Linked DNA regions of Homo sapiens: region 2 is linked to region 1. Evidence: chromatin loops called from intact Hi-C (ENCODE). Cell type or tissue: A673. All regions are shown on one strand. Each heading gives the region's core, and the rest is flanking DNA. Links, peaks and the distances in the headings are about the cores only.

Evidence for each region. Peaks named below come from ENCODE experiments on the same cell type or tissue, not always from the same donor. Only the 100,000 strongest peaks of a DNase experiment are listed, where the experiment ranks them.
Region 2: it touches region 1 in a loop (2.2-fold over the local background); 2 of 110 quality-filtered maps call a loop at or near these places.

What each region holds. Positions count from the first base shown.
Region 1 is chr11:104,578,972-104,584,363 of GRCh38, forward strand. All of the region lies in intron 1 of LINC02552 (long intergenic non-protein coding RNA 2552), which reads right to left. Among named protein-coding and RNA genes, the nearest start is that of LINC02552, 28 kb to the right of the region's middle. In A673, for the core only: no CTCF peak of the experiment used is centred there; DNase peaks (open chromatin) are centred at 2,470 and 5,050.
Region 2 is chr11:104,251,443-104,256,834 of GRCh38, forward strand. It overlaps the pseudogene RNA5SP348. Among named protein-coding and RNA genes, the nearest start is that of PDGFD, 90 kb to the left of the region's middle. In A673, for the core only: a CTCF peak has its summit at 3,123 (motif pointing right); a DNase peak (open chromatin) is centred at 3,129.

The sequences.
Region 1 (5,392 bases), core at 279-5,278:
GTCATGCCTCAGCCTCCCTTGTAGCTGGGATTACAGGCATGTACCACCATGCCTGGCTAATTTTTTGGATTTTTTTAGTAGAGATGGAGTTTTACCATTTACCATGTTGGCCAATCTGGTCTCAAACTCTTGGCCTCATGTGATTCATTCACCTCGGCCTCCCAAAGTGTTGGGATTACAGGCATGATCCACCACACCTGGCCTATCTTCATTTTATGGATAAGAACAAGAAGAACCAAAGAATTTTAAGTAACACATAATGGCTCATTACATTACTCTGCAATGAAAAAGCTAGCTCCATAACCTCTGACCCCAAGATGAGTGATCTTTCTAGTACATGCTATCATCTCACTATTAGTTATGATGCTTATAAAAATCATTTATTGAGCCAAATCCCTTTATTTTATACCTATGATAAAACTCACATAAAATCCATGGTCATTTTCATTACACTAGGCCACCAGGTAATATGGATTTAAGTTTGATTGTGAAATATAAAAAAAGTTGCTTTCTAGATATTTGAAGAATGATAAGGGCAAGATGGAAGCATGTTTGTTGTATTATAAGTCAAGAATCCAATTTAATTGAAGTCTCTGAGATGAAAATAGACCCCTTACTACTATTTACTTGCAGCCTTTTCTTAAATTGCCTTCTTATGTGTGGAAGCCAATTTCAGCCTCTTTCTCAGTCATTTTAAGAGTACATACAGGAATATGGAATAACAATGCTATGCAGTTGAATTGCATTTTACAAGTTTTAAGTAGTTTGATCTGATAGAAGTCTGTCAAGTTGGGGGACCAGATTTTATAAATCTAATTTTAGAGATTAAAAACTGGAATTAAGGAAGGAAATAGCCCAAGTACACAAACATCCTGAGCAAACAGATTTGAGGTTAGGACTGTTTTCATGACAGTCTGGTCTGCATTTCTTCTATTCTACTGTCTCACTCTGCCCCAATGCTGCCAGTAAAGACCATCATAATGCTCCTGACAGGTGGCATATTGTGATAGCAGCATGGCAACAACAGCATTTTCTTCAGTTCTGTTTCAGAAAGCACATACTGTCTGCATACTTTTAGAAGGCTTTCCTCCATTCTTCATTGGACATTGCACCATCAAGCAATGAAAATTTCTTACGATAAAAACCCAAATTCTAATTCTAAGGTAATAAACAAAATAAATGCTTTCCAGGAGATAAATGTTCAGAAAAGAGAAACTGGTACTTTAAGGGACTGAGTGCTGTTTTGTGCCACTACTAAGATTTAACTCTTACCCTGTATCACCATTGGAATGTTCTAATTAGTATCGTGGAAAATGCCGTCATAACAGTTATCCCAATTTAGGACCAGGAGACAGAACACGTACCTTGAAGCAAAAATATGCAAGTTGGGAAAAATGCTGACACTGGCTATGTCTGCGCTCAAGAATAGTTTAACTGTTACTGAGTAAATTGCATGTATGAGTTGACAAGAAGTGATTTCAGTCACTTTTCTATGAGACAGATAATATGGGAAACAAAACAATTTTGTATCCTTAAAGGAAGAGATTTCATAAGAAAAGAAGGAAATTATAAGCTGTAAAGGAGAGCTCAAATTATATGTAACAACATGCTAATGAAAATGAATAGACATTGTGTTTCCAAAGAATGTTCAGAGACAAATGACATCTTCAAATTAAATTTGGATACTAAAAAGGGATGCTTGTTGAATTGCATGTTATATAAGTGTCAATTGTGTGTTAGATCATAAGCAAAATATTACTTAAAACAAGACAATTGGCTTGGATGTGTGATCATCTCTAAAACTCTGAAAGCTCAATGAATGTGACACATTGTATAACTAGGCAAGTGTTTCCTAATAATAATCATAGGCAGGTATCTGACTTTATACCCTTTTTTATCTGAAATATTTTACATATGCATGAACATTTATCCACATATTTAAAATTAAAGAGATAAAATGCTGTTAATAGTCATACTGGTTATCTGAATTTTTAAAAACAATACTAATTTTAAAAAAGAAACATCTGGCTTAGAAAATGACTATATTCAGCACTAGAAAAATTCTTGTAATCACGTTGTAGAAATTTTAAATTCTACTTCGGACATTTTAAATGTTGTACTTCAACGACATTTCACTGCCCAAGTAACTGTGTGTTCATGTTTCTTGGCTGGATATTCATGGTCTTCCATAACTTTACCCCAACCTATCTTCTTATCTAATTTCCCCTAAGTTTCCATCTCATATTCCCTGTTTTCTATTCATAATGAATTTTTCTTTTCCAAGTTTTTATTCATGCTTTCCCCACTGCCTAAATGCCTTGTCCCTATTCTGGGTGCCTACACTTGATCCTTCCTTTAATTCTCAATTCAAATGCTACCTCCTTCTTAAATTATTTTCTACTTCCAAGTAAGCATGGGTCACCCATTTAACCCTAATTACAGACATCTGCAGGAGGCTGCAGTAACAATAGCCTTCTGTGAACATATTTCCGTGTCTTACTGTGAAACAGAATAGGCAATGACTCTAGGAATTGGTGACTTACAAAGGAAGACATTTTGTTGTTGAATGAACATATTTTATCAGGCTGAAAACAACTATTCTGAAAGTGATTCTGTTTACTGGTAATTTTTTACATCTCAAGTAGCTCCGAGGTAAAAGTTTAAAGAGACAGTTTCTACATTTATATGTACAGCAGTTCATTTTAGAGAGATGCAGGTTGACATTACATTTGTATTAGATATATTTGTTTTGTTAATGATGACTAAATCCTTAGTTTTTTTTTTTCTGTAAAATATTTAAGTGTCTTGTGGTTGCCATGTCAAAGACCTGTATCAGATTTCAACATCTCAAAAATCTGATGATCCACAGAACATATTGTTCAGCTATATGAGACATCCATTCTAATTGTTTTTTTTTTGAAATCCATAGACTAACAATAAACTTTAAAACATAACTTCATTAAAATTAAAGGAAATATTTGATGTTTTCTTGGTTTGAGGATCCTAGGCATATATTCATTTATTCAACAAATACTGGTTGAACATTTTCTCTTTTCCTTAATATTGTGGAAACTCAGGGAGAATCTACTTTACTTGAAGAAATATCCATTTAAGATGATATATTTTTAAATAGGTATCTGACATTACCTCATGTAAGGTGATTTATAATCTTGTTAACACAAATAAAATTCTCCAAGCCTTGTGCTAATACTTGACCCAAAATAGTTTATTTTATCTCCTACTGAAACTTGCTTACCCACAAAATAAGGAGTGAAAGAAAATATTGCAGTTATCATTTTTTTCAATGAGCTTTTAGTGAGTACTTGCTAAATACTTATAATTACTTATAATAAATATTTTAATAATAATTACTTCTATGTTTTAGGACTGTTGTCCTCTGAGATACAAAGAAAAGTTATATAAAGGTCTATCCTCAAAAGCTTACAGTCTAGTGGAGAAAAATATTATCTAAAGTCAATATAATCCTTTACTGATTTTATATATATATATATTCTACATATATTACTTATTTGTTAGTAGTACTATTTTTTAGATAAGAAAATTGAGTTTTAAGAGTCAAGTTACTAGTCCAAAGTTATAGATTAATGCAATGGCAAAACCTATCTTTATACTGAAGTCTTATGACTATGAGTCAGAGGGACTACCTATTACAGATTTGACCTTCCATTAACGGGTAGTGAAAGCCCTAAGGAAATTAAAGTCTATCCTCTCTGATTCTTGAGTTTGGAAACTATTACAGCAACAATGACATCTTTATATTTGATAAGCAATTACTGTTTTCAAGGGTTCTCTTTATCTTTTCAATTTGATCGATTGCATGTTTCTTAGCTTTTCAGGTTGGAAAAAAGAATCAATGTGGTGCTCCTCTAAAAACTCTGTAAAACTGCAAGGCACTAGGTGCAAGCCCAGAATCAATTACAAAAGGGAGCCCAAAATCAGACAGGTACCTGGGAGATATTACTAATGAATGTATATTATCTTTTGTTATCTGAAATGGCTATGCCTAAGTGTTAACCAAACTTTCTGGTAGGTACAGATTTCAGTTTATTTTAATAGGTCTAAGTCCACTCAATCTTCCAGCACCAAAATTCCCATTGATTTTTCAAGGGCAATAACTAATGGTTCCAGTAAGAATGTTAAAGAAAATGCTTGTTTTGGAAACTTATGACTGATAGACAAGTAAAACTAATTCGAAGAAGACAAACTTTCCATACTATACCACAAAATATATATTAGAAATAAACTTGAGTCAATAGGGCTAACTAGCCTAAATTTAGAGAGTGACAGATTTCAGCTCACAAGAAGAAATTTTTCTACCAACTGTAACCCACCATGAATAGAACAAGCTGACTCTGAAGTAGTGAGGTTCTCATGTCTAGATGTTCCAATAAAAGCTATGTGAAAATGTTTTAGTTTCAGAGAGGGTCCATATGTATGGTAGGATATTGAAATAGATGATCTTGAATTTTCCTTCCATCCCACTTTTCTAACACGATTCCTAGTTTGACTCTTGGCTCTTTCCCCTTCCTTAAATAAACTGGTGATTTTGAGAAGTGGGCATATGGAGCACGCAAAAGAAAGATAAAAAGAAAGAAAAAGATAGAGGGAGAAGGAAGAAGGAAAGAGAGCAGTTGAGGAAGAAAGTAGGAAGGTTGTATGAGGAGAGACAGAAAATTAGGAAAGGGGATACATAGTAGGTAGTCTAGGAAGTCTAGCTTTTCTATAGGAGAAATGTGCCAGTACACAAGACTAACATCCGCTAAATGGGTCATAGATGTGTGTAAACAGCATACAAACATCCAGGCCAGACAGATTTCCATGAAGTTAGGGTATAAGATAGGTCTTCCATGATGCTGTTACAGGTAGTTAGGCATGAGCAGGGCAGGAGAGGGCTGTCCCCCACCCACTAGAAATGTCTGGCAATGATTCGGCAATTACTGCATTGCCCCTCTAAAAGTGATAAATTGGCAGCCGGCTCCAGGCAGAGGCGATTTCCTGATGTTCCACATCTGTTTAACATTAAAGTGTTAACTAAATGCAGATCCCAGGGAGAAAGCAACTCCCTGGGTATGCACATTAAGAAACAAAAATGGCGAAGTACAATCTTACGGGTACACTCCAACAGAAAAAGGAAAAAAGCCTCAGATGGGCATGTGTACAACTTCCTAAACACACTGAGCGTGCTCACTTCCCAAGGGTAAGGAGGGGTCTGCGCATGCGGCGGCACACCCTACGGGAAGAATCATAGGAAAGAGGGGAGCTCATAAAGTCATAGGATCAAGCCCTTTCTTGTTGCTGTCTTTTCTCCCTTGGAACTTCAGGTTCCTGCTTGGTCTCTTCCAAGCAAATTTTCCTTTCTTTCCTTTTCTAA
Region 2 (5,392 bases), core at 179-5,178, 330 kb before region 1:
CATAGTATTCCATGGTGTATATGTGCCACATTTTCTTAATCCAGTCTATCATTGTTGGACATTTGGGTTGGTTCCAAGTCTTTGCTATTGTGAATAGTGCCACAATAAACATACGTGTGCATGTGTCTTTATAGCAGCATGATTTATAGTCCTTTGGGTATATACCCAGTAATGGGATGGCTGGGTCAAATGGTATTTCTAGTTCTAGATCCCTGAGGAATCGCCACACTGACTTCCACAATGGTTGAACTAGTTTACAGCCTCACCAATAGTGTAAAAGTGTTCCTATTTCTCCACATCCTCTCCAGCACCTGTTGTTTCCTGACTTTTTAATGATTGCCATTCTAACTGGTGTGAGATGATATCTCATTGTGGTTTTGATTTGCATTTCTCTGATGGCCAGCGATGGTGAGCATTTTTTCATGTGTTTTTTGGCTGCATAAATGTCTTCTTTTGAGAAGTGTATGTTCATGCCCTTCACCCACTTTTTGATGGGGTTGTTTGTTTTTTTCTTGTAAATTTGTTTGAGTTCATTGTAGATTCTGGATATTAGCCCTTTGTCAGATGAGTAGGTTGCGAAGATTTTCTCCCATTTTGTGGGTTGCCTGTTCACTCTGATGGTAGTTTCTTTTGCTGTGCAGAAGCTATTTAGTTGAATTAGATCCCATTTGTCAATTTTGGCTTTTGTTGCCATTGCTTTTGGTGTTTTAGACATGAAGTCCTTGCCCATGCCTATGTCCTGAATGGTAATGCCTAGGTTTTCTTCTAGGGTTTTTATGGTTTTAGGTCTAACGTTTAAGTCTTTAATCCATCTTGAATTGATTTTTGTATAAGGTGTAAGGAAGGGATCCAGTTTCAGCTTTCTACATATGGCTAGCCAGTTTTCCCAGCACCATTTATTAAATAGGGAATCCTTTCCGCATTGCTTGTTTTTCTCAGGTTTGTCAAAGATCAGATAGTTGTAGATATGCGGCGTTATTTCTGAGGGCTCTGTTCTGTTCCATTGATCTATATCTCTGTTTTGGTACCAGTACCATGCTGTTTTGGTTACTGTAGCCTTGTAGTATAGTTTGAAGTCAGGTAGTGTGATGCCTCCAGCTTTGTTCTTTTGGCTTAGGATTGACTTGGCGATGCGGGCTTGCACCCGATCTCGTTTGATCTCGGAAGCTAAGCAGGGTTGGGCCTGGTTAGTACTTGGATGGGAAACTTCGACTTTTTCATCACACTTACCATAATCTGTCAGCATACAGCTCCATTAGGGCAGGTGCCATAAATTAATATGAGTTATAAAATAAATGAATGAACACATATAGTGACTTATAATTGTAGTCTGTGAGTACACATATACTCTCATCCCCTAAAAGAGGCAAACGACACATTACTGATATTTATTGAGAGCCTTCTCTGGGTTCAAGACAGTTGTAGGGATATACAGACTAAAAAGTATTTTATCTTTTATGTTCTGATTTTGAATGCATGGGTGAGACAAAATAAATTGTAGCAAGCAATATAAAATTGCATAATTTAAGTACTGTAATTTTAGTTTGAGAATTCAGAGAAAGAGAGAGAAATCAATGAGAGCTGGTCCTCACTGAGAGCTTGATGGGATTCTAGGCATCTTCAGTACCTTAAAGCATGAGTGTATTTTTGTCTTCTTGTATTTGAGTACTCAGAAATTTGAAGAGAATTGGGACTGTCACTCTATTTTAAGAAATAGTCTTATTTAATAGGCCAAGGTCCTTTACATGTATGTGTAAAGTAAATCTCAGAGATAGTTTAAGATACACAATCCACTACTACCATGTGCCTTGCTGAAGTAATTTGAAACCCATGTGGTTTAGTTTTGTGATGGTGCTGTCTTCACAGATGATACAAATGATAAGTTTTGATGCTGTCAGTCTATGTCCAGGCTTTACAATGGAAACTATGGTTACTACCTGGTCCCTGCATTTGCAAAGGAGTGCTTAGCATTTGGTATACGACTAACAGCAAGTTCTAGATTTTAGCTCCTTTTAACCTTCTAGTCAAACTAAGCCTTTGATAACCCATTTTACTGAAATAACCAATGCCTACATTATCAATTTTAAATTATGAAAAAATACTTAGAGCAATAAGTTCAATGGCAGCTTTTGACCAATAACACATAAACTTTCTTTTACCTATGTTGGAAATAATTTCTGTCTCAATAAAAAACAATATCAAAGTATCTTGCCAGAATTATTCAATACTAGGTAGAGGTTTTTGGAACCAGTTATTTCTTGCAAATGTATTATTTAAAATGTGTATATTTTTATATTCATGCTAAGTTAGAGTAGCCTCCAACTGAACCAAACTGACTTAAAATCAATTAATTATTCACTGCGAGCTATAATGTTTTAAAAAAGTCACAGATGCAAATTAGACAATTTGGTTCATGATAAACTAAGATACTTCACTTGCTGAAAAACCTATTTCTTCATATAATTCTATGGATTTTGTATTTGATGTGCTTCCACATTTTTAACACTGCTTTGCCATGCCTTTGTGGACTGCGATGTTGTTTTCTCTCATTCAGAGACCTGAAAAACTAATTAACTCATTTGAACTGGATGACTAAAGTGCAAAAGTAATCTGTCACAACTAAAAACATAAATTCAATGTTTTTTCCCATCACAGTCTAGTGCACTTTTTTCTGTAATGCAGTATAATCAAAAGATTATGAACTTTGAGGTCAGACCAGAGAGCAAATCCTGACTGTCACATATTTCCTATATGACCATCAAGTGACTTCACTTCTCTGAGTTTCAATTGCATTGTCTATACAACAACAAAGAGTTAAAAAAGAATAAGACCTATTATGAAGGCTATATTGAGATTGTAAGAGCTTGGAACATATGAGGCACTCTTCCTGGAATGTTTCCCAGCCCCTCTCTTCTTCAAAATCAACTCCAGGATTATCTAACCACAATGATATAATGCAAAGGGTTTTCGGACTGGGAGCAGTTTTTGTCCCTGCTCTGTCACTAACTCAGTCTTTAATCTCAAGCAAGTACATAAGTACATTCGGAATTTCAGTTGCTTAGTGCATCAGTAACAGCCCAGGCCTCTCAGCTCCATAGTCACCCTTCATTGTCCGGCTTCACCAATAGAGGGCGCTGGAAGGACACTGGAGGAGAGAGGGGCTCTTCCTGGTTTGGGGTGTGCTCATTACTAGCTGACTCCCGGAGGGCAGGCTGGCACCTTCCAGTGGAAGACTTCTCAGACCCGGGAGGATAGATTCCAGCGAGGTCCACCACGCAGCACCTCCACAGAAGTCCCTGTCATCCAAGGCCTACACCTACATCCTTTCCAACAATGTCTGGGCTCTTCCAGATTGGCGACTTCATTGAACACTCTGCTTTGGTCCTCGAGGTGCGACTGCTCCCTTTATTTCTTGCTTTCCTGTTCTTCAGAGTTCTGAATGCTATTCCCCCCACCCCAGTAGGTAATTCACTTATATTGTAAATATTTCTTTATATTAAACATTGTTTAACTTCTATCTCTTGGTTAATACTCTTAGGAAATAATTAGGTTACATGGAATCATCAATAAGTTTTTAAAAAGTAATTTTAATCTCTGATATTCAATGAGATTTAATAGAATATGCTCTTGGCTGTTCTTGGAGAAGTGTGCCTCATGGATGTATCCTTAGGCATAAGTTATTTTGTTGTGTTGCCAGGGAGTAATGTGAGAAGTAATTAGTTACATCCCCAAGAGCACTTACTATGGTAGGGATGCTACACTATAGATAAAAAAAATATATCATTGGACCCAACATGCAGAGAACAATCCAAAAGGTGATACACCAATGTGTAATCTGTGCAAACAATAATCCAAATGTAAATGAACAGCAGGTTATTTGATCATTGCATGCAGAATCCAATTAAGAGTGAGGTATGGTATAAAGACCCAAAAACGAACGGAATGAGGTAAGAAGTAGAGATATATGGATTAGAATCAAAGATGGTTTTGCTTGAGAATCAGACCAGTTGACTTAGACCAATAGTTCTCAAACAATGATAGTTGTAATTATCATCTGAGGAATATCTGCATTAACAAATGTGTCCAAATTTTAACCCAGACTGACTGAACCATCATATCTGGGGTTGGGAATTAGCCTATGAATTTTCAGAAACTCTCTACATATTTCTGACGTATTATTTCCTCCTCATCCCCACGAGTTAATTAATAAATAAAAAACTGTTCATGGAGAACATATTATGTGCAAGAGACAGTGCTAGGTACTGAGCAGTATAACAAGCTCATAAAAAAGACTTTGTGCTCAAGGAGTTTGTTGTCTATTGGAAAAGCAAGAAAAGTAGACTTTTAAGTAATACACAACTCCTTCAAGTATGTGTCAGCCATTATGCTAAGCATTTTATTTACATATCTCCTTTAGTCTTGAAAATCCAGTAAGGTAGGTAAAATTACTAAAATTACTTATAGATAAGGAAACTGAAGCTCAGAGGTTAGGTGATATTTTTTCCTCTTAAAGAGACATACAAAGCATTATTAGAGTATAAATGAGGAAGAAAGAAAGTTCTTTATGAACAAGGGGCCACTGAGGCTTGAACACTAATATTTTTGAGTTCTCAAATTTTGTCTTCTAAGGAATGGAAAAATTATTTGAAACTGTGATTCTTGTTTATTTCTCTCTTTTTAACTAATTGAAGATTTTATTTTACTTAATTAGTATTCTGGAACTCTTCTTGATTTTTTTCTTTTCCTTAAATATAGACACAGACCAAAGATTAAAAACCTATACGGAGTTTTGGCGGCATTGCAGATAATTTAAATGGCTAAAGGAGGTTGGGTGTAAACCAGAGTGAGCGGGAGATGGGAATGGGATAGGACTCTGTGTAGAAAGTGTAGTCTTGGTTGAACAATATTCATATTTAAATATATTTTAAAATGAATTTTAAATGGGACAAGGAGACTATACAAACTATCTAGTAGCATATCCCAAGTTCTCAAGCCTGTCTAACTGCAAAGGGATGTTTACAGAGCTTCATTTAAGGTATCTGCTTTCCAACATTGAAATCAATTTTTGTTTTCACTTTAAATTCCGGTGGGTTTCTATTGTATTGCATGCTTCTGTGATAGACTCTGCAGTAGGGAGAGGGAGTGAGATGTAGCATTGGGGTGGGATGGAATCAGAACTGTATGAAGATCCATGAAACCTGAATTTGATCTGGGTGCTCCACTTTACGGAGGATTTTCTCATCTCAACTTATTCACACAACCACTAGGTGGGGAAGAAGATATTAAAACACAGTTCTTCATGACTCCACTCCTATATCCTTTACACTAAATGAAGATGAGGCAATTTATGAAAAGTTATTTGTAGATTGAAGAAAGTCAAACAAAAACAAGT